2 separate regions of the Homo sapiens genome follow, and region 2 is linked to region 1. Evidence: chromatin loops called from intact Hi-C (ENCODE). Cell type or tissue: endothelial cell of umbilical vein. All regions are shown on one strand. Region 1 has its middle 59 kb from the start of ACTN1-DT. Region 2 overlaps DCAF5 (DDB1 and CUL4 associated factor 5).

The links. Hi-C counts contacts between places; a loop is a spot of excess contacts. Peaks named below come from ENCODE experiments on the same cell type or tissue, not always from the same donor. Only the 100,000 strongest peaks of a DNase experiment are listed, where the experiment ranks them.
Region 2: it touches region 1 in a loop (3-fold over the local background); 4 of 110 quality-filtered maps call a loop at or near these places.

Annotation. Positions count from the first base shown.
Region 1 is chr14:69,037,232-69,039,731 of GRCh38, reverse strand. No RefSeq gene overlaps it. Among named protein-coding and RNA genes, the nearest start is that of ACTN1-DT, 59 kb to the right of the region's middle. RefSeq lists enhancers at 941-1,638, 1,639-2,335. In endothelial cell of umbilical vein, no CTCF peak of the experiment used is centred here; DNase peaks (open chromatin) are centred at 301, 1,091 and 1,701; H3K27ac peaks cover 2,500 bases.
Region 2 is chr14:69,100,408-69,102,907 of GRCh38, reverse strand. All of the region lies in intron 5 of DCAF5 (DDB1 and CUL4 associated factor 5), which reads left to right. Among named protein-coding and RNA genes, the nearest start is that of DCAF5, 51 kb to the left of the region's middle. In endothelial cell of umbilical vein, a CTCF peak has its summit at 1,440 (motif pointing right); a DNase peak (open chromatin) is centred at 1,427; H3K27ac peaks cover 821 bases.

The DNA.
Region 1 (2,500 bases):
TCAGTGTTGGGTGCTGGGAAAACGAAGATGAATAAAATGATTTTCTGAGCCAGCTATCTTGGGTACAAGAGACAGAAACCCAGCGTAAACTGGCAGCAGCTGGAAAGGGAGTGTATGGCTCCCTGAACTGAGTTGTTGGAACTTGCTCTTCTCTTCTTTTGCACCATTCTCTGTGGATAGGCTTCTGCTGTATAGCCTATTCCTACTCCTCTTAGCTTACAGACATAGGTGGGAAATGAGGCAACTCTTCAAACACATTCCTAGTCTCCCTTCCTGTGGAAACACAGTGGGTGCATCCAGTGGTGAGTCACACAGGCTAAGACTGTAGTCACTGAGCAGAAATGACAAAGAAATCAATCTCTGATCAGGAATCCCAGCACTCTGAACCCTAAAAGAAGTCTCTGCCTATTAGAAGATGGGTGATGGCAAGTGTCAGAAAATGCAGCTCAAAGTACATGGAAGAATGATGATTTTTTGCTGTAAACATAACTGAAACATTCCATGATAGAGTGGCCTTAAAATGTATCAGAGTTCTGTCTCTTTCTCTGCAGTTCTCTTGGCTCTGCCCTCCATGTGTATCTGCCTTGTCTCAGGCTGGCTTCCTCCGAGGAGTTAAGGCAGCCAACATCATCAGCCAGGGCAACACACTGCCTCATTCTCATCTGGGGACAGGGCAAGCAAATCTTCCTGCAGAAAGGAAAGTCTGAAGGGTGGCTCTGCCTGGACCACCACAGCCAGGGCAATGCCCAAACTCCTGAGGCCAAGAGGGCAAGAGGCGTGGTGTGGGGCTGATGGGCTTTAAAATCAGAAGCCAACTGGAAGATTGCAGCTTGCTTCACAGTGGGAAAGGGGTGGATGGACGCTGAGAACACGAGCACATGCCTACCATGGGGTCATAAATCTCATTTACAGATGGGGAAATGGGCTGAAGACCTCCCAAGGTTCAACATCCAGATGACGGCAGATCCAAGACCAGATAGTGGCAGTCTTGGCTACAGTCCAGTCAGTTGCTTTTGAATCAGTCATGGAATAGAAGGTCTCGGTGGTTAACAAACACCCCTCACTAGGGAGGTTCAAGCCAGGGCTGATGACGTCATAGCTATAAAAGGAATGACCACCCTGATCTCCAAGGGAGGAGGAATTGATGCTCTGTAAGAACAGCAGGGAGATTAGCTCACTAATCCCAGGATGGAGCCCCACAGCAAGGCAGGGAAAGGCTTATCCTGTTCAGTTTCTTGGATTTGTAATTTCCTGAGGGAAGCTCTGGCTTCCCCTCTGCCCTCTCCTCTTCCCTGCCCTATTCCCAGGCTGAGATGGACCGGCCGGGGCTGGTAATTGTGTTAGCTCAGTTTCCTCCCTGGCCCTGCCATCTCCATAATCTGATTTCAGAGGGACGAGGGATGGCAGGGTCCAGGCTCAGGAAGAGTTCTGCTCCCTCGTGTCCATCGAGCCTGCTAATTTGATAGAGCCACTTGCTGAGCTTCCACAGAGCCCCCATTAGGAACCAATTTCATCTGGTTACCAAGCCCTGGGCCTGGAGAGCTCTCCTGGTCTCAGCCCAAAAGGAAATTCAGCTTCCAATTCAATTTCTGCATAAGGACGTTAAGGCTTCATTATCATAACAGCAACCAGTGATTAAGCACCTACTATGTGTCAGACAGTGCTGGGTGCTGTGGCTCTGATGACTCATTAGGTATGATGTCACCCTTGGAAGCCCAGAGGTGCTGCCAGCGAGGCCTGGGACTGTCAACACTTGGCTACCTCCCTTTTGTCATGCAATTCTCCCTCTATTGGAATGGACTTGCCCTTGTGCAGGAGGACTTTCACCAGTTCTTGTGTGATCCTCAAGAGCAGCCTTGTTTCCAGGGGAAGATTACTGCCCTGTGTGAAGTATGAAGTGTGAGTGTGAAGTAGGATCTGACCCAAATCTCCTCTCCCACCCAAGGATTCCTGGTGTCTAACAGGGGCCAATAGCCACTCCAACCACTGGAGCTCACCTCCACCATCCCGCCCCATTGCCATGAAAACTGGCCTCTGTAGACCCCATTCTAAAGCCCAGCCTGCCAGGCATCCTGGAGGGCATGCACCAGGGCAGGAAGGAAGCTCTGCCCCCATTGGCTCTAGGACCTTGGACGAGTTACCTAAACTCTGAGCTGGAGCTTCCTCATCGGAAAATGGGGATTGTATAATCTACCCTATAGAACATGGAGCTCCCATGACCTGATGACACAGATTCAAACAGGTAACAAACAAAGGAGTAAATGTGTAAAGTGCCCCATAGTGACACATGCTCTGCCCCAGTAGCTGTGAGGGAGGCTGCTGGACCCACAGTTAAGGTCAGGAAAGTGATGAGTGACTCCCACGCCCTACTCACCCAGATAGACAGCCTACACCCTCTCTTAGGCGGCTGGCCAGCCTACTGCCAGAATCAGTCTGGGTACCCACAGCTACAGCCTGCATGACCCTCTGCCGTGGGAAGCCCCTTCTCTCAGGCTGTTTT
Region 2 (2,500 bases), 63 kb before region 1:
GATGTACAGTACGTAACACTTGATAATAAACAGCTGTGTTACTGGTTTACCTGTTTACTGTATTGTATTTCTTATAGTTATTTTAGTGTATATTCCTACTTATTAAAAAAAGTTTACTGTAAAGCAGCTTCAGGCAGGTCCTTCAGGAGGTATTCCAGAAGAAGGCATTATCATAAGAGATGATAGTTCCACGTGTATTATCGACCCTGAAGATGTTAGTAGAACAGATGTGAAGGTAGAAGATAGTGATATTGATGAGCCTGACCCTGTGTAGGTCTAGGCTAATATGTGTGTGTGTGTGTGTGTGTGTGTGTGTCTTTGTTTTTAACAAAATAAAAAGTTTAAAAAGTAAAAAAAAAAAAAAAGAATAAGGATATAAAGAAGGAAAGTGCTTTTGTACAGCTGCACAATGTGCCTGTTTTAAGCTAAGTATTATAACAAGAGTCAAAAAGTTAAAACAGTAAAAAAGTTTATAAAGTAAAAAAGTTATAGTAAACTAATGGTCGGGCGCGGTGGCTCATGCCCGTAATCCCAGCACTTTGGGAGGCTGAGGCAGGGATCACTTGAGGTCGGGAGTTCGAGACCAGCCTGGCCAACATGGTGAAACCCTATCTCTACTAAAAATACAAAAATTAGCCGGGCATGGTGACGTGTGCCTGTAATCCCAGCTGCTCAGGAGGCTGAAGCAGGAGAATCACTTGAACTCAGGAGGCGGAGGTTGCAGTGAACCGAGATCACACCACTGCACTCCAGCCTGGGTGACAGAGTGAGACTTTGTCTCAAAAAAAAAAAAAAAAAAAGTTATAGTAAACTAAGGTTAATTATTGCAGAAAGAAAAATATTTTTAAATAAATGTAGCGTAGCCTGTGTGTAATATTTATATAGTCTATGGTGGTAGTGTACAGTAATGTCCTAGGCCTTCACATTCATTCATCACTCACTCACAGACTCACCCAGAGCAACTTCCAGTCCTGCAAGCGCTATTCATGGTGGATACCCTATACAGGTGTACCATTTTTTTAAATCTTTTATACTGTATTTTTACTGTGGCTTTTAAATGTTTAGATACACAAATACTTACCCATTGTGTTACAGTTGCCTATGGCATTTGGTGTTCCATATAATAACATATAGTAACATGCTGTACAGGTTTGTAGCCTAGGTTATACCACATAGCTGGGGTGTGTAGTAGGCTATACCTTCTAGGTTTGTGTGAATACTCTCTATAATGTTTACACAACAAAATTGCCTAACAACACATTTCGTAGAACATATTCCTGTCATTAAGCGATGCATGACTGTATTAACATATCCAGATTTATCTTCTTTTGCCAGTTAAGAATTTGAGTCAACCTTTGACTCTCTGTTGCGTCAGCTTAGGTTTTTCTTCCAGGAAGTCTTTTGTGACTACTCCCACTCCTGTCTCCCCAGTAGAGGGCAGTTATTCTTCCTCTGTCCTCTCTTGGCAGATCTTCCCCTTATTACAGCACTGTTCATGGAAACGGTAACATCTTTGAATCCATGTGTGTGACACAGTGCCTAAGATAGTCAGCAGGTATTCAATAAATATTTAAATGAAAGTATGCATGAATAAATGAATTACTGAATTGTAGGGAAGGGTGTGAAGTGAATGACTTAGATGAATCCTTCTGGCCCTGATGCATTGCAGTCTGATGCTGTTCTTTTTAATAGGTGGAATAATCCATCTCCACAGCATATTCTGTGAAATCTTGTTGAACCAAGAAGCAGAAAAAACTTGCTTCTATTTCGGCTGCTTGATTGTGTGGTCAGGGTCAAGTCATATAATTACTCAGGACCTTGGTCTCCTCCAGTGTAACATAGGTTGATGTTAACCACACTGTCTATTTTATAGGATTATTTTAAGGATTAGATGATATGATATACATGAAAACATTTTGGAAATTAAATTTACTGAAGAACTTGTTGCTTCTTCAGGGGTATCTATGTTGATATAATCCCTTCAGTGAATTCTTTGTAGTTTGAACTTTCTATTTTGTAATTCCAGGTTTGACCTTATGTTTTATGTGTTGGGAGTCACATATTTTAGATAGGGACTTCTTAGTATACTCTCAATAATAATCTTGGCTTCTTTTACCCATGAATTTGCCCATATGTAGAAGACTTTCCAAGAACACTGCTAATATTTCTGGATTATGCATAAAATACTTGTGTGTTTTGAATCTGTTTTCTATTCTGATCACTTAACTTTCCCATTTGTTTATGGATACTTTGGAAGTGGGATGGTGGATCTGTAGAAAGAAATAAAACTGAGTGTAGTTTCAGACCTAACTTGGTGACTATGTCCAATGCTAACCAAGGGAAACTTGTTTTGTATCTAGAAATCTACCAAAGGAGGGATATTATTTGCCCTCATTGAGAAGGATGGTAAGGGACACTAAGATTGAATTTCAGAGACCTTTGAAAATTTTTGTTTGACTGTTATTATATGGATTTAAAATAATGACTGGATTTCAAATTT